2 separate regions of the Mus musculus genome follow, and region 1 is linked to region 2. A link is a loop called in an ENCODE intact Hi-C map of the cell type or tissue named here. Cell type or tissue: gastrocnemius. All regions are shown on one strand. Links, peaks and the distances in the headings refer to the core of each region. The heading gives the core; the rest is flanking DNA.

Evidence for each region. Hi-C counts contacts between places; a loop is a spot of excess contacts. Peaks named below come from ENCODE experiments on the same cell type or tissue, not always from the same donor. Only the 100,000 strongest peaks of a DNase experiment are listed, where the experiment ranks them.
Region 1: a loop joins it to region 2, with 10 times the contacts of the local background. A loop is called at or near these places in 2 of 42 quality-filtered maps.

The regions. Positions count from the first base shown.
Region 1 is chr7:138,244,715-138,254,235 of GRCm38, reverse strand. Tcerg1l (transcription elongation regulator 1-like) reads left to right here. Exons shown (of 12, transcript NM_183289.3): 8 at 5,795-5,864. Among named protein-coding and RNA genes, the nearest start is that of Gm51503, 25 kb to the right of the region's middle. In gastrocnemius, for the core only: a CTCF peak has its summit at 5,861; DNase peaks (open chromatin) are centred at 5,431, 5,830 and 7,310.
Region 2 is chr7:138,960,574-138,970,094 of GRCm38, reverse strand. All of the region lies in intron 1 of Jakmip3 (janus kinase and microtubule interacting protein 3), which reads right to left. Among named protein-coding and RNA genes, the nearest start is that of Jakmip3, 25 kb to the right of the region's middle. In gastrocnemius, for the core only: no CTCF peak of the experiment used is centred there; a DNase peak (open chromatin) is centred at 4,423.

The DNA of each region.
Region 1 (9,521 bases), core at 1,016-9,015, 720 kb after region 2:
CAATGTAACAAGCTACCAAAAGCTATCTTATAACAGAACAAAATACCGGGTTTAAGTAGAGCAGAAGTCCAATGTGAGTATCCCGGGTGCTGACAAGGCATGTCCTTTCCAAGGCTCAGTCCTCCTCTTTTCCAACTTCGGTGGCCCTCTGACTTCCTTGTACATTGTGTCTTCCTCCATCTTCAAAGCACATGGGAGGCATCTCCAGTCTTTCAACATCCCCCCTCCCTTCTTCTTTCGGCACTTTTCATTATCCAGGGCCACATGGTTGCTACAGAACAATCCCCCATCACTAGGTGAACTGCAAGGAAACTGGGAGTCTCCTCTCTGAGCGATCCTAAGTGTTTCCCAGTCTTCAGATGAGGTTGGCGACATCGCTGAGAGGTTGGCTACATCTCTGCTTCCATGATCTCTGTACCTACTTTTCAGAGGAAGGGACCACAGAGCAGGGGATCTTACTCAGTTCACAGGTCTAACGGATATGGGATTAGGACTTAAAAGCTGGTGGGTCTGACCTGAGGCTGAAGAAAAGCTACCTGATCGGGCCGCACAGGAGAGAGAATTCGGGTACAGGTAGCCTTGGCTAACAATATCTTGTTCCCTACCTGGTAATAAAGACAAGCAAGAGCTCACTCAGCTTCAATTGCTGTGCAAATATTTTAGTCATTTATATTCAGGACAAATGTGGATTCACAGTGACATGCATTTCACTAAGTAGGATAAAAATCATCCTGAGGGTAAACACAGCTGCAGCTGGTGAAGGGGCTACTTCCTAGGCATTGTGTGGCCAAGACAGTGTGTACTGGGACTCCACATCACAAAGGGACCAGGTGGCCACTGAAAGGCACATGCTGGAACCCTCCCCAAATAACAAGGATGTGTTTCATTAGCCCAAGAAGAATCGGGTAGATGTGGGAGACGTTATGCTTAGCTGTGTCTGAGGGCCTGATGCTTACACATGAGCTGAGCCTGGTGTACCTTCCAATCATCCAGGCCTCTGCCCGATAGTTTTACAACAAAGGCAACAGGACCTTGTTTTCTAAGGTCAGTTCCAATGGCTATATTGGTCAATCTACATGACACCACCTAAGCATGGGGAGAAAGCCATGGTCTCTTGGGGGAGTCCCACATGGACTTTAGCAGGTGACAGAGGACAGAAGAATGTAGGTAGAGCTTGATAGGAGTCACTAGCTATGAAAGGAACAAGTCAAGTCAGGAGGACCTGACCCCAGAGTGGGTGGCCTTAGGATGCTGTCATAGCACTTTCGTCACAGCTGCATTTGGCCTCCATCCATCAGGAAAGGCTAATGTGCAGCTGAGGGGTAAGCCAGTGTTAGCCCTCTTCCTCAATACAAGAAGGAAGCTGTGTGACCTTCTGTTGTTCCCTTCAGCCCCTGCCCATTATATGGAACTGTACAACCCTCATTAGCATGCTTTCCCAAAGCCAAACTTCTACCCATTTCTCACTTAGCATAAGAGAGAAGGAGGGAAGACGGGAACTTAGTTCTTCTCTAAACCATTAAGTTTTTAAAAGTTGGAGCTAATCAAGCCCAGGTTTGACACTTGGTACTGCCTCAAATACTGAGAACAGGCCAATCAGGAAGCTGTGTGTCTTCTAAGGCTGTAGAATCCGAGCATAATGAAGATCCAGGTCAGGGGCTTTGGTCTACCCTAAGATAAAGCTGATGGCATTGACCTCACCAATGGGGTACAAGCATATGGTATGTTGTAGGCCCTGAAGTAAGAGGAGCGGACCAATTTGCAAGACCAGCCACCCATTTCTGGGCTAAGAAGAGGAAGCCTAGAAGGTTCAGTGTGGTGATATAGGATATAGGGATAGCACACACTTACTGAAACCTTTGGCAATGATCTTGGAGCTGTGTCTTCAAAGATCTTTCAAGAATGCTGAGTTTCCTCCACAAGTTCCAGCAGGGAACGTAGGTCAACCAAACAAAGCATTCCGTAGAATCCGTCTCCTGGGTGAGCAGGCTTCAGTCTCAGTCCCCACTCAGCCCATGCTCTTTCTTAGCATGAGCTTCTTTGCCATTGCGTTGAGCCCATAATTCAAATGTGCCCTAGGAGTACGGAGAAGACAGTGCCAGTACCTGTGGGTGTCTGACTGGACCTGCAGAGGACGTGCAGATGGAGCTGCTGTGCAGTGGACTTAGTATGACTGTGTCCTCCGTGGCTTTGTCTATGCTGAAAGCTAGTTTTCCACTCTGCTGGTAGTCATCTAATTCCATGATGGCCTCTGTTACTAAAGAACCCTGACTTTTCCTGGAGAGCCATAAAGAAAATGTACTTGTATCAGATAAGGTGCCGTCAGACAAAAGAAGACTGTCCAAGCCAGCTTGTGAGGCAATGCATTTACTGTGGTTGGTTAACTTACATGGTTAACTCAAAAGGCAACCAGACCAGCAGCCAGTCCTCTGGGCCACTTAAGGGCAGGTACACTGATGAAAGTCCTACTCCAGTTAATTGTTTATCTCTTATTTGATCTCATAAAGGAATGACCCCATGAAGATCTTATAAAGGTCTGCTGAGGGTCCCATGAGCCTTATAAGGCTTTCCCTCCACAGGAGAATTTGAATAGACTGAGGCTGGCTCATGAGCATGCTCACAGCTACTCTGCTTCATGATAGTGGTGGGAGTGGCCAGTGTGTAGGAAACTACTCCCTTCTAACTCTTTAATTTTTTCTACACCGTCTTTTATCATGTTCCTTGATATCCCTGAAGCCTTGGAGAGGGATTACACACACACACACACACACACACACACACACACACACACAGAAAGAGAGACAGAGGCAGAGACACAGACACAGACACAGACACAGACACACACACACACACACACACACACACACACACACACACGTGTGCGCGCGCGCACACACACACACAGAGAGAGAGAGAGAGAGAGAGAGAGAGAAAATGAAACCTCTGCAATAACTGCTGCCCACTGTCAAAATAAGGCCCCATTTGACTCTAAGCTGGAAACAGCAGAATCTGCATGCATAAGCAAAATGTTTGGAAGAATTTAACGGACAGATCACGTCTATTTAGCATAACAATAGCAGAAGCCTCCCCTCTGAGGTTTGTATTTGCTGAAGTCTCAGGCATTTCTTCCTGGATGATAGTACCAAACATGGGTTCCCTCCTGTGGAGACCTTAAATTCAACCAGAAAGTAGTTAGTTGTTCCTATAACATCTGTGCCACTGTTATTCTCATAGACATACCTTGCTTGGCATGACAGGGAGGAGTGACCACCTCTGCCTCTATAGGTTGTGACTGCCTGTAACTCAGGTGCAAATCACACCCAGGATCTCACTATTGAACTCTATGATTCCCTAGTAAGTTTCAACCACAGATTATTCCTGATGCATGCTGAAATTGCCAGAGTGACCCCTGCACTCCCACAAAAGAGCATTGTTTCAGAGATACAGGGGATTTTATGCTGGCTGATGAGTGTCATTTCATGAATTCTATAACTTAATGTGTGTTTGTTTATATATCCACATTTTCACGAGAACATCTATTGTGTAATTTCATATTATTGGAATGTATATCATCATATACATACATCTTGAATTTCTAATATTGTGAAATCTTCCTCTGAAGGGATCAATCAATGCATACTCGCACTGATGTATTCTGTGCCAGCCTTGTACATCACCAGAACTTAATGTAAGCCATTCTTTATTTCAGTTGGCATTTCTTTAATTTTGAGTGATTCTCAGGGGTCTGTCGGCCATTTGTTTTGTGTTTCTGGGAATACATTCACGTGTGTCTTTCTCGTTGAATTATAGGGACTCCTGTAAATTGAGGGATTAATGTGTTTGACTATAATGTTTTCCACTATTTTTCTTGAGCTCTGATCTTTTCCATAAAACAATTTGATGATGATTTTTTTTAATCCTGAAAAAAATATATGTAGCATGCAGCTTACCAGGTAGCCACTTTAAAATGTACATTTAGTGGCATTCAGTTTATTTACAATGTTGCCAATAGTTCTTCAGCTGGGGGCAGGGCTTTCTGACCTCCCCACTCTATGATAGCTTTCTGTCTGGCTTGATCTGGTACAGGTCTTGTGGATATCGTCACACCCTCTGTTAGTCCTTATGAGCAATTGGCACATTTTCTTTAGAATTTTCTACAGTTTCATGTAGAGATCCACCACCTCTGGGCTTTACAACCTTTCCACACACTGCACCTTTCTATGATGATTGCAGGGCTTTGGGTATTTAATATTCTGTCCCATTTAAGGCTCAATGATCTGCAATGTTATTCTTTGCATTTTGACCAGTGTGGGTCTCTGTGTTAATTGCCATTTACTGTAAAAGGAAGCTTCTCTGTGAAGGTGGAGAGATGCATTATTCTATGGGAATAACAATAATGGGAGAATAATACCAATTAGTTTTCCCCTAAGTCCTAGGACCTAAGTAACCCAGGGTTCTGGGCCCCATTAATGGTGCCAAGAACAAATCCTGTCTTGTGGAGTGAGTCTTAAATCCTTTCTGAAAGTGGCTGATTGCTTCCATGACGTGACATTATTGCACCAATGGGCTTATGTTGCCACGTTATTTATTACTGCATATGCAAGGGTTCACAAACTGATCACCTTTCCCCCTCGTATGCATAGCAAACTCAGCACTATGGACCCTAATCCTAGTACAGATGAGGTTTCCAGGTCAGCACCCAATGGTAAGTGTAGTATTTTAAAATAAAATATAGGGAAATGGAAGAAGGAAGATCAGGAGTTCAAAGACAGACTTGACTACATAAAATTCTACCACACACACACACACACACACACACGCAGAGAGGGGGCGGTGGGGAGAGAGAGCACAACATACACTGAAATTACTATCCTGTGGTTTTCACACTTGTTAAGAGCAGGGACACTAGGCCTTCTAGGAAGGACACGGCAATATACAGCAAAGGGGAGGATAAGATCCAGGTAGAGGAGTAGGAACCTGGAGGCAAAATCTACCAAGCCAACTCCACCACTTCCGCCCACCCCTGCTGTCAACATTATGACTGGCTTACAAAGATGGTGGATTTGAGAGTATAGACACAGAAGCAGGAAACAATCTAGGCCACTTCTTGTTATACTGAAGTTCCAATCTGTGCCATGGGTCAGAAATGGCAAGGCTCTGGAACCATCCCTCCCTCATTCTTGCGCTCTTGATACAGGAAATCCTAGGGCACCGATACATGTTTGCCATTCTGCCATGTCATGCAGTATTTCCAGGGCTGTACCATGCAGCTTGTAAACAGTAATGCAGCGCCCAAACACTTAGGCTTTGGAAACAGAGGCCCAGTCTGTAGTGAAGATCATATGGTATGCTGCACGGGCCTGTGACAATTGCAATGGATGGAGGGAGGCTCTGGGTACCAGGAGACCGATATGGAGAGGCTAGCACTTCAGCAGCCAGCTGGCAGAGAGGCAGGTGGTGCTCGTACAGCTTGGGGAGGGCTGATCCTGAGGGTGGAACAGTGGTTGGTTTTTCTCTTATTTACTCATTAGGCCCATCTGAAGGGATGGTGATGTCTGGAGGCACAGGGGCTGGGGCTGGCCTCTGTGACGTCAACAGTCAGGTATCTTTTCTAATGTGCATCTCATTAGAGAGGAATATGCATCAAATAAAGCAAATTCATGCAACGAATGTAGGTGTCTAAGAGAAATCCAGTCAGTTTTCAGATGGGCTGGCTTGAGCGCCTCAGCTGCCTGCTGCCTTCCAGAGCACCGAGGCTGACCCTTCAGCTGTGTTAATGTGATGTTTCTTTCAGCTGAAAGCAGTGATGGTTCCAGCTCAGATGATGGCAGTGAGGACCAAAGTGTGAAAACCAAGAGGAACAGGTAGGTGGCACTGTTCTCTCCCACTGTGTCTTCCCTTGATGCTTTGGTGCTGTGAAGAGAAAGTACTTTGACTGCATTGAATCTGAGCAAAAAAAAAAATAGTTTAACTGGGAAGCATATAGCTTCATTATCTCTTGGCACCTGTTCTGCTGAAGTTCAGGGTCACATGCTCAGCTTCCAGAGCCATGTGGAAGTGGCCATGTGGCCCACTGCTCAGGGCAGACCTGTGCTTTGTAAGATACTAAATCAAGGCAGGCAGTTCTGGCTGGACATTGCATCTCTGGGTCTTGCTTGCAACCAATTCAACCCGTGTCTAAGAAGTTCGTTCCTCTGCAAGTAAAACTCTGGACCTGTCTGCAGAATCGCATATGACACTTAGTGACACGGAGGAATCTATCAAGTTTGCTTGTCATTGCCTGGCTGCAAGGGTGGGATGAAAACTTGTCCTTTCTCTTCTAATGGTCTCTCACAAGGCCACTGGTTTGTCTTCTGTATACCTAACATCTTATATAGGGGGCTACTCTAAACAATATAGGCATCTTGAGTCCTCAGAACAGGACAGATGGGAGGAAGGATGGAGCGATAGGCACCTTTGTGGACTGAGAACAGTGGGGTTGAGTCTGGAGTGCCAAGCAGTACTTCGAAGGCTATGGACCAAAAAGTTAAAGGTGTTGGTCAGGCATGTTGGCAACATTTCCTCCTCAAAAATTGTCCTTAGAAGACGCAGACATTTGGCATAACAAAGGATAAGATCTTGCTTCCATTTTCACTTCTTTGCTCCTTCATCCTGAGATATTTCAGTAAACAAAGGAATGGTGTGGGAAATAGATGCTGGGCCAGCATTCCCAGAGAGCTGAAACTTAGAGTGGATTCCTCTTTCTAATGAACGCACCAGTTAGATCGGAGGGAGAACAAGGGGAGTTCAGAACCAAGAGGAAACCCACAGGGCTTTACAGAAGTATGCACTAAATTTTAAGCAAACAAAACCATTATGCAGGTAAAAGTCCGAACACTGTTTTTCTCATCCCTGGGCTTCTACATGCTGTATCCCAGTCTGGGGTGGCGCTGGATGTGTGAAGGGTGAGCTTCCATGAAGCAGAGATAGGTCTCTGTGTGACCCTGGGACCAAACCTGTCATCCAAATCTTGGAGTCCTCTGTTTTCTGACTGCCTCAACTCTTGCCCTTAAAAGGCCACTTGTACTTTGTAGGAGGGTCCAAGAATACCCACTTGGCCACAGGAGATTTTTATGCAGGGCCTTTGATGGTTCAAGACTTCTAGGAATTGGGAGGAAGGGCAGCTTTTGGGCTACTATGCTCACACCATGGTTGTCAGCCAAGCTGTTCCAGCTGGTCTGTGTACCCATACCCTACATTTGAAACACAAGACAAGCTCCCCGTGGTGCAGGGGACATGGACTGGCCTCGGATTCTGAGCAGTTGGCATTTAAATAACATCAACACATTAATTCTGGTTTTAATCATCTGAATGACTTCCAGAATGAAAGACTGACTTTGAAGCAAGCACAGATGTTTCCTGTGGAGCTGCTCCAATGTCTGCAGTTGTGCACATGTCTATCCACTGCAGCTAGGGGAGGGGCTGGTGCCTGTCACATGCTGGTGAGCCTTCAGGCCCACCAGGTCCTCACCAGGGCTGCCTTGGTGAGACTGTGTCTGCCTAACAAACTCAGGCAGGAAAATGTTCTGTAGCCATGAAGCAGCCAGACTGAGAACCTAGCATATTCTAGGAAGCTCTGGAAACCATTCATTTCTGAGCTGGTGTATAGAAAGAGGCTGGGTCTCTCCTGTGTTTGCAGAAGGTGGGTTTGCTCTGTACAAGCAAAGGCAAGCGTTCCTTGATGTGCAGAGGGTAGGCCACCCACCCTGTGTTCACAGAAGTTGAGTCTTCCCCTGTATGTGCAGAGGGTGGGCCTGCCGTGTGTGTTGAAAGAGGATCTGGTTCGTTTGTCTGCCTGTGCCTTGTAGAAGGCAGCCCTGTTGTGTCTGCAGCCCCACCGTGGTGCAGTTTCTTACTACACAGTTTTCTGCAGTGCCCATGACACTTCATGCCCCACTGCATTTTACAAGTGGCACCTCAGAGATCTTGGCACTATATGCATTTGATATTACAGAATATAATCTTGACCTGCCCCTTTAGTATAAATAACATTTTTTTCTACTTTCAAGAGCACTGAAAACCCTCTTGCAAGGGGTAACTGCTGGCCCAATGTGTCATGATATATAGAAACAGGGGCTAAATGATGATGGTGGTGATTCTAGATTCTTCTCCACCCCTGCATTTTTGATGAGCTCTGGCACAGCTGATACCCACTTGGGGCATTCAAACACAGATGGAATTAAATTGATTGTGCCGATAATGTAGGCGCAAATGATACTTCTCCTAAAATTCCCTTGGAGGAGAAATATGTCACAATGACAAGCTTTCAAAACACAAAAGTATTTTAAACTACCTGGTGAGTGCCATTTCCGAAAGCTTGTTATTTACTATTTAGTAGAATGTGTTCCTGATGCAAACTCATCCATCTTCCCCAGGACCAGAAAATTGACTTACTGCTGTGTGTCCTCTTCACGTATGGTGCTTGGCAGCCCTGCCACTTCCTACCTTCTGAGGAGTGGGTCTTTTTACCGTTTGGACCTGCTTTGAGAGTGCTATCTATTTTAGGGAGTTGAGACTTGACTTCAAATTCAAATGGAATCACTTGAGGGAACTCAGCAAAAAGATGTCATCTAGTTTAGAAATCAAAATGGAAGTAACCATGAAACATTATAGGGAAGTTGTCATTGGCATAAATGGCAGCTTACCCCATCCTGAGAAGCCAGGTTTTGTCAGGCAGGAATAGCAGTCCCCACTGAATAGATGAACTTTGTCCTTTAGTTACCATTAGCACTGTGGCTTTGATATAGTTTTGATATTTCCATCACACTGGTATAGATTTCTTCCACTAGGTTGACTAAATGACAGGTCATGTTGCCTCTAACATTTTGGGGTGCAGTTAGTGGCTTTGGATGTACAAAGCTGACTGTCTCCTGCCATAAAAGTGTCAGATCAAGTAGAGTGTTTTGGTGGTGAATCTTGATGATCAACTTTGCAGGATTTAGAATTACCTAGGAGACGCACCTTTGCATGTATCCACAAGGGCATGTCCGGAAATGTTTAACTGTAGGGGTAAGATCCACCCTGAACATGGACAGCAGCATCCCACTGGCTGAGATCCCAGATCTGATTAGAATGGAGGAAGCCAAGGGAGCTCCAGCATTCACCTCTGCTCACCTCCCGACTATAGACACGATGTGAGGAGCGCCTCATCCTCTGCCATCAAGCGTCCCCTGCCATGATGGACCGTGCCCCAAAGCTATGAGTCAAGATCAAGTCTTCCGTCCCCTGATTTTGTTGGGTGTTTTGTCACAGCTGTAAGGAAAATGACTAATATAGGTACCTTTTGATGTCATGGACAACTCTATCTGAAGACCTAAGATGCTAGAATGAGTAAGAAGTGGCCTACCGGTATCTTGTTGCTTTCTCCAAATCTGCCACTATTGATTGACTCCCGGAGACCAAGATTTCCCAGATAGAATTAGAGTGTAAAGTAATTTCAGACCACTTAGGAAGAGATGGGTCCTACAAAGATCATGAGATTC
Region 2 (9,521 bases), core at 820-8,819:
CTCATCATAGATGGTTGTGAGCCATCATGTGGTTGCTGTGAATTGAACTCAGGATCTTTGCAATAGCAACCAGTGCTCTTAACCGCTGAGCCATCTCTCCAGCCCCAAGAGAATCATAATAAGTTCACAACCTTGGAAAAACATAACCTTGGGCAGGATTTCTCTTTTATTGGGTTAAACATCCCATTTGCCCAGCTGAGGCAGAAGTTACCCCATATCAACAGAGGTTAGGGCCATGTGCTTCAGCCTTCTCCTTGAGTGAACCCCTTCTTACAAAGCTGGCCTGAACCACCAGACAGAATTGAGCTCCTCCGAGGCTAGCCTCTCCAGCTCTGTGTTGCTGACGTGACTCGCATGTCACCCATGTTAAGACACCAGCAGAATGACAACACAGACAGCCTTGAACACAGTTCTCAAGCTGTCGCACAGTATAGCTGTCCTGGTGCAGCTCCTGGGGTCTTCCAGAGGAACCCCAGTGCAGAGCAAGCAGGGTGCCACCTTTGATCTAGCCAAGCGTTTGATAAAGTATCCTTCCAAGGCAGGGCAAGCAGCGCTGGATGCTGGGGTGTAGATGGAGGATTCAGTTTGTGCTCCTCATGGCACCTGATGCTCAGCCTCTCTCTGTTAGCTAGGGGATGAGGGCAGCATGCTGGTGCTCATCTACTCAAAGGCTGCAATCCAGGAAGTTTTGAGTCTCCAACCCACCTGTTTGCAACATCTTCTCCATTAGCAAACCAACATCAAAATGACAGGTGATGGCCTGTAAAAGTAGCCGGTGTGTGCAGGTTCACGGCTGCTCAGATGCCTCGTGTTATCAGTAGGATAACTTAGTTATTGCCAGTTACCTGCAATCTTTCCGCTGTGGCCCTGCCAGCCCCAGTCAACGCTGGGTTTTCTCTGAGCAACTGGAGAGACTGAGGCACCTTGTAATGATGATGGCTCCTTTTTAGGATAACAGAAGAACATCTCTTGATACAAGCTGCTGCTTCCCCTAGAAACCCTCCAATCAGAGGGCAGGCAGAAGATGAGGACTGAAGCCAAAATCACTCAAGAGAACAAGAGGTAAGCCCAGTGCATCACCCCATTCATGGGGGAAAGGGAAGGCAGTGGAGGCTCCCAGGCTGTGCCCAGAGTTTCCAGAGGCTCTGTTCATGGGATTTTTGTCATCATGGAACCAAACAAAGTTGCCATCCAGATCCTCCACCCATGCTAGCTGCCAGGAACAAGGCTCTGCCTGCACAGTCAATCAAATAGACAGCCATGTTTTAAAGGAGCACTATGTGAGAAACAGGTCCAGCCACCCCACAAGTGCACACATGAGTGTGCCTATGACCTGGAGCATGCTCCTCTACATGTCCACTGCACACTCGGAATGCCACACTGCTAACTTTTAGCATATATATATATGCATTCTAAATACAGCAGAGAATCCAAACAGAATAAACCTAGAGAGGCAAGCTCTAGCCTGGATGGAAAAATAACAAAACCTTTGCTTTACTCGGAACACATACTTACACTCTCAAGCCTTGGGTTCTGCTCTGTGCCCGGCTCTCATTTAGATGCTGTGGCTTGCTCTGTTTGCCCGGCTTCTGCGAATCAGCTCTGAAGCTCCTATGACTCAGCAAAGAGCTCTGCTTTTATTTTTCAGATGGAATTTACCACACTGTGACTACATCCAGGGGGAGGAACCACTTCTTCAGCCGTTTCTAAGCTGGAGCCCTGCAGCCAGCATGGCTGGGGCTCTCCCTGAACGCAGAGGCTTCTCTTGGTACCCTGGGCTCACTCAGTGGATGTGGAGGCCCCGGGGTTCAGGATGACTACAACTGGGGAGGCTCTGGCACTGTACAGCCCCGGCGGATCCTGACTGCTCTGAGCTGCACAGCCAAGGGATGAATGCTGGCTCGAGGATCTAGACAGGTCCTCGCATAAACAGGAGGGTGAGGAGTGGAGGGCAGAGCTGGGGAGCGGTTCCCTGTCACAAGCTGCTACTGTATACATTCCACTCCTCTTTTCCTCTGGGATACTGAATCCCCGTAGGGATTTTATGTCACTGTAAGGTCACTAGCATAATACTAAGTTCCCACTAAGAAGGATATTTTCACTCTGAAGGACACATAGGTAGAGCACTGAATAACCAAAGTGCAAGACTGCCCTTGAGCTCAGCATTGAGTGACTCTTGGGAAGCCAGCTGGCCCTGAAAAACAGATACTTAGAAACTGGGGGGCCTCCTGAGTTCCCCCAACAGCAGGAGGGCACTCTAGCTCCATCTGGTTGGGTTGAACTGGGGAAGAAACAATTGAAGTAACCCTAGCTGCCCTGCCAGGATTTAACCACCAGGAAAAGAACTGTGTCTGTAGCTGAGTCTAGATCCAGTTTAAATCTGGGCACCCAGGCCTGGCTCTGCAGAGCTAACAAGGACCCTGCATCCCCACTTTGCTCCCACCAGTCCTGGCCCACCCTCAGGGCCCTAGCCTGTACCATTGTTTCCCCCCACTAGCCTCTTGTAGTCAGGCCCGCAAGTCATGTCCCTAAAACAGCAGGCGTTACACTCCACAGAGAAGACTGATAATGAGACTGTAGCATACAAAGGCAGGAGGCCTGATATCTGCTGTCTGCCTGGGTCTGGGGGTTATCATCTGTTGGAGCAAATGGCCAGTTTGTGGCCACAACAGTAATGCTCTGAGCAGATGCTGTCACACACTCCTTGTTGTCCCATGTCACCCGCCAGTCACAGCGGCCCCACAGCTGACCATTGCTGTTGTTGCCCTTCCACAGCTGAGGGAACTTAGGTCGAGCCACCTGCCCTCAACCTCACAACCAACCAGTGTGCCATTGGGATGGGGAGACTGAGGTCCGGGTCTCAACCACACCCTGTGCTGTAGCACAAGATGGATCATGGCTAGGACATCAACAGAGTGGGACCACCCCGAGTCCCAGCGCCCACCTAGAGGGTGGCCTCTTTCCTCCCTGTCAGGGGCTGGCGTCTATTAGAATATCCACAGGATTTGTTTGATTTTACAATCCACTCAGTTACAACCTGAGCCGTGCAGTGTTCTAAGAACTAAATATGACTCATTTGAAGAGGATTATAGCAGTGTTTCCAATAATACAAGAGCAGGAAATTGGAAGCAACCTCAAGGTTCAACAGTGGAGAAAGAATCCACCTCAACAGCAAAAGGTGACCACTAGTGTGTAAATTAGTGTGTAAAGGGTACCATCGACAAGTGCGTATGTCTGTGCTGCCAGCAGGTGAGGCAGAAACAGCTTTTATTGCTCCTAAGTTTTTAAAAGACCTCTACATGTATCCACATATCCACCACACGGTGGGCCTCAGGCTCAAGTCCCAGGATGGTGAGAAAGAAAAAAGTAAGCACAGTGTGTGTGTGTGTGTGTGTGTGTGTGTGTGTGTGTGTGTGTGTGTGTGCACTTGCGTGAGTACATGAGTGCCTTTGCACGAGCTCCTCACATCAGTCACATAACATTCACAGACAAACAAAAAGTAGGGGCTGTGGACACAGCTCAGAATAAGCCCTAAACCTGAGTCTGATCCCTGGAACCCACATTTTTAAAAAGTCTGAACACACATGCACTCAGAGGCTTTACCTCTAAGTGATGGATAAGTTGACATTCTGCATTCTGTATTTCTGAATTACATGCATTTTAAGACAATGAATATGTATTATTAGTCAGAAAAGTCTGTTCTTACTTTATAACAAACATATGATGCAAATGTGTTAAGTAGATGTATTCATTTGTTACTTCGGCAAATATGTTCCTCAAAGGCTGTCCTTACCTGGGCCTCAAAAACCGACAGCATCCTTCTGGAGTCCCCAGGCTAAGCGGGAGTAGAAGGCACAGAGTCTGCCACACTAAGGCATAACCCATCAGTAGAAGCTAGCTGGTTTAAAGAATATATATTTCCTATCTATAAAAATAAAATATACTCATTGCTCAAAGAGGAGGCAAAAGCAGTTGGATGGCTATGAGTCTGAAGTCAACCTGGACTACAAAGTAAGGTCTGGGACAGCCAGGGTGAAACAGTGAGACCCTAACTTTAAAAAAAATTCTTTAGGGGCTAAGGAGATGGCTCAGCAATCTCTGATTGCAGAGAACCTGTTTTCCGTTTCCAGTACCCATGCTGGGCAGCTTACAATTACTCTCATGTACACGGACACACACATAATTTAAAAAAATAAATAAATCTACTCAGGGTAAAGATTTTGGAAAATAAAGGAGTAAATAAGAAAAACAAACAAATAAATAAACAAAAAACCCCAGCAATCCTTTCTGGACCTCCTGCAGAAGTCTTTCCAGCTGCTCAGCCCCCAGGATGGCTCAACCCCAAAGTAGCCCAGCCCCCAGGATGCCCCAGTCCCCAGGGTGGCCAAGTCCCCAGGGTGTCCAAGCCCCCAGAATGGCCCAGCCCCCAGGGTGGCCCAGTCCCCAGAATACCCCAGCCCTCAGGATGCCCCAGCCCCCCAGAGTGGCCAAGCCCCCAAAATGGTCTCAACAGGCTAACAGAAGTGGGCCCTGAGGCTGCAATCTCAGGACTGGCACTTCAAATTACAGTCACTCAGGTCACAGCACCTGGGCAAATGTGATCCCCAGGGGATCTTGTGTCATCTCTCTGGTCACCCATCAGTCCTAGACTAACCTCTGCCAGGCTTCCCTCATCCTCCCTTCCCTCTAGGGGTCACTGTCACCTGTTCTCCTCAGAACTTGGTTCCTCAGTGATTCCCACACCCAGTCACCAGCTGCCTCACCACTGACAACCCAGCTCCGTACATCCTCCCCCTGGCCTTTCAGGTGTGTCTCAGACCCATAAAGTCCAGATGACCTGTCCTCCCCGCAAGTCCACTCTTCTTTCTGTTTCCCTACCCACTAAGGCTGAGTGGACTCCTGGCCCCTGCCTCTCCTGAACCTCACTGCCCCTCTAGTGGGCTCCTGTGTCCCATCCCTGCTCACACCTCACACAGCACTTGCTCGTGTGACCTACTTCCACTCTCCCACGGGTGGCTTTGTACTTTTACTTCACAAATCTATATTCATGACCGTCCTGATATTGATTCTTCATGTGTTGTGGAACACAGCATAAGAGATGTCATACTCTGTTGAGCCTCTCGTCCGGCATAGTGCTCTCGACCTTTATCCACACTGGGGTGTGTAGATCTTCATTTGTCTCCACTGTATTCCCACAGATATAAAAACAAAATCATATCACTGAATTTTCCACCTCCTCTCTACTGATAAGGAGTTGGGCAGTTTCCATTTTTGTATTTTTATAAGTGATGCTACCATGAAACTCTGGTATGGATCTCACACACACCTGCTCAGGTGTCTTTGAAGCAGGTACGCAGGTTGGAGGGAGGGGTGGCTGGCAAAGGGGAAAAGGAATCTTGGCTTTGCTAAACACAGAAGTCTCCAAAGTGGTGGCCAGTTGTGGTAAACTGCCTCCTCGCTGTGCCTGGCCATTCTCCACACTGGCCGCACTGACTCGTTATGACTCGCTTTCCCTAATGACCAGCGAGAGCCATGTTAGCTGTGCTTACTGGCTGCTCAGGCCTCTGTGCACATGGCTCACGGGGTCCTTCCTTCATCCTCTGTCTCTGTGGGAGTAATTGTCCTTAAACGAGGCTTCCTTGGCTATTAACTCTTGGTGGTAAAATTGTCATTAGTTTTTCTCTCTCAGTTTTTAGATTGCTTTCTCTCTACAGGGACCTTAATCATTTTGTTCACCTTTTCTTCTATGTTTTATTATGTTTATTATATTTACTGCTTAAGAAAGCTTTACTTTGTAAAGTAAAAGGTCTTTTAAGGAGGTTGTTTTTTTGTAGACCAGGCTGGCCTTGAACTCACAGAGCTCTACCTGTCTCTGCCTCCCTAGTGCTGGGATTAAAATCCTGTACCTCCATGGCCTGTTCTCTAGAAATTCTTCGGAAGGATTTTTAGTTTTGATTTCCACCTGTGGTCTTCCTATGTCTGCTAGCCTGGTGATTCTCACTTGGCTGTAGCCACCTCATAGCATGCTGGCCTCTGTTACTGGCACAGCCACCAGCATTACCTCTCTAATGCTGGACAAGGGCCTGGAGTCTGGAAAGCTCATATCGTCTGCCTTCTTATTCAGACATAACATCTCTGAGCCAACTTGCCACATTCAGTGAAGTCCTGTTTGGACTTTGGGACTGTCCAGAGGTTAAAGAGTCACTGGAAAGAAACCAACATCGTCTTCTTGTACGTCATCATAGTATCACTCGCCTTCCACCTGGAGGTTTTTAAATGTCTTTCGGTAAAGTTGTATTGGGATGTGATTTGGTGGTAGAGTGCCTATCTAGATTGCACAAGGCCCTTGGTTTGATCCCTAGCAACACACACACACACACACACACACACACACACACACACACACACATACACACACATGCTGTTTTTCTTGCCTAGTTTCTTTTCATGTAGCTGTGGTTAAAAATCTGACAAAAGCAACTTAAGGGAGAAAAGGGTCCATTCTGGCTCACAATTCAAGAGTGTCATGAAGGGTCAGGGTGGCAGGACTTAGTCATGTTGCATCCACCATCCGGCAGAGAGAGCAATGAATGCATGGCTCCCTCTCTGCTCTTCATTCAGTGCAGGATCTCCACCCAAGTACTGCTCACACTGGGCAGATCTTCCCACCTCAATGAGTGTAAACTATCCACATGCATGCCCAGAGGCCCAGTCTCTGGGTGATTCTGGGATTCTATCAAATTGACAATTAACACTAAACAGCATATTAGTTAAGTTATATATGTAATTTTATCCAAAAGGTTGCACCTGACTTCAGATGCAAGTAACCAGGTGCCTAACATTTGAGAACCATATGGAAGACATATACTGTTTCTCACCATAAGTAGCAAGAAGGTGGTGCAGATAATGCAAGCTATTGTGGCTGGTTTAAATGTGAGCTTGCTACTTATGGTGAAAATTAGAATCATTCGAATAGGGATCCTGACCTGAAGAACTGTCCCAATTGCCTGGATTGAGGTGGGAAACCTCAGCCTGATTGTGGATGGCCCCTCTGTAGCAGCCCAGTTGAAAATGGTGTATCAAAAGAAGGGTCACCCACCCTGTTGCTACCTTGGCCCCACTCTTGCTCCTGAGTGAATCTGCCCTCATGCTGCTGCCGCCAGGTCCTTCCCTGTGTACAAAGCCAGCAGGTCCAAGCTTCTGTCATGGATTAGGAGTCTGCTGATCTTCAGGAACCTTTCAGGCTCCTGGCACCAGACTGCAACTAAGGAACCTGCCTTGTCGACTGAGTGTCTAATGGTTGTTGCCCCAGTGAGAGGCAGCTATTGTGTGGCTGTTGAGGCATCCGGCCTCCAGGCTTCTCAGCAGCTTGGGTGTGATTTAGCTGTTATTATTATGATGATGATTTTAAAGCAGATTTAATAAACTCTATACATATACATCATATACATATATTCCGTTGTCTCTGCTATTCTAGAGAACCTTCACTAAAATGCCAGTGATCCTTGTAATATTGACCTTGGACTAGAAGTTAATAAGCCAATAAGAAGCTCTGAAAGTTTGGTCCATACTCATGTCTTCTGCATAGATGATATCACATAGGGATGATAACTATTTTTTCCCTCCCAATTCTACTTTTGATTTTCCTACCTATGTTGGTAAGGGTTGTGTCACCTTAGAGAAGTGCCAATAATAGTTGAGAACAGTAAGAGAGCCTCTTACTGTTCTGTCTTGAGAAATTCCCAGTGGTCTCCCATGTTGGCTGCAGGAGCCACTGGGTTCCTTTCATCGGGTTCAAGAGCTCATCTGCATTCTGAATTTGCTAAATGTTTGTGTTTTGTCATCATGAATGGATGCTGCCATTTTTGGAACTCTTTTCTTTATATATATTAGAGCCTTTATGTTGTTTTCTGCATGCTCACTATCTCTCCTGACTAGGGTACCACCCAGACGCATCTCACCATTGCCTCCACACTGGAAAGTTTCAAGCCAAGCCTCAAGTGTGAGTGAGGAAGGAAAGGCCTGGCACTTCATGGTCTCCCTAAAATGCTTCTGCACAGAACTGGTGGTGACAGGTAAGTTTTTCTTGGGGCTTAGTGAGAGTTTTTAATCCGATCTCACATCAGGTAGCTGGTGGGGGTAGGCTTGAGCACTGAGCAGGGTCTAAATTGCAGCTTCTTACAGTAGAGCTTGCCTCTCACTCCTGCCTATGAATGGTAAGAAAATACACTTGGGATGGAAAAGGAGACGTGCCACTGGCCCCAGCAGCTGCACCTGTGGCTCTTGAGTTTTTAGTCCAGGGTTCCTATTTCTGAGGCCTAAACTGGCCCCTCCCTTTCTCTCTTCCTTATCTGTTTCTCCACTTCCTTCCCTCCCTCCTGGAACCCTGGGGTAGAGCCAAATTCAGTGGCATTTAAGCTCAGCATCATAAGAGCTGGTGAAGGAGCGCGTAGCAGGGGTTCAGCAATTCTATTGACTTTATAAAGTAGCATCTGTACTCTGACCCCAAGAGGTTAAGACATGGGTAACCTCCCAGCATCCCTCAGGGTTCAAATAAGCCTTTTCTCTAGCTGCCCGGCTACCGAGAGTCACTGCAGCTGATGACAGTGGTGGGTGGCTTGCAGTCTGGTTAGCTCAGGCCACCACTCTGTCCCCCACCTCCACTGTGAGTGGATAGGGCCTCTGCAACAGTCTATGGAACTTGCAAACTAACAGCTGCCAGATTCTCCTGAGGGCACTTGGGAACCCTGCAATGGCTTCAGTGTGGGACTTGAGGCTGGGGCATCCTCAGCTGGCTCAATATCAGCTGTCATTGTGGAGGTGGAATTTGGAAGACAGGAGTAGTAGGTCCAGTCCTGACCTCCACTTTCACGCATGGTCAGGGTTGTCTCCTCACTGTGGCCACGGTCACAATGTTAAATACGTTACGTAGAAATAGGTGGATGCTGGCATGTCAGAGTCCCTTCCCACATCCACAGAAACACAGCAAAGCTTAACATCCACAAACAAACAACATTATCCTCAGCTAGAGAACAAAGGCCAGTGGCGGCCAGTGCCACCAATTGCACCATAGTGATGTCACCACCATGCCCACTGGGCACTGGCAACAGAGGGGCTGGCATGGGATCTCCCAGAGAAGAAGCAAAGTTTAGGATTCACACCAGCAAAACCCAAAGAAGGTTCCAGTATGGGTGTGTAGTTGACTACTTTGTCATCACTGTGACTGACTGTCCAGGGTTACACAAATCAGGACCACCCAACAGTCCCAGAGCATAAGGATGTGGTTGCCCAGCAACGGTCCTCTGCCATGCTCAGCCCTGAAGGCCCTCTAAACCTTGGGAGTTGTGCTGAGGAATGGATAACACAAGCATGGAAGGGGTGGCCAGTGAATCACAACTGGGAGTCTGAACCTAAAATACACATTTTCTTTTTTAAAAATATTTATTTATTTATTGATTGATTGATTGATTGATTGATTATATGTAAGTACACTGTAGATGTCTTCAGACACTCCAGAAGAA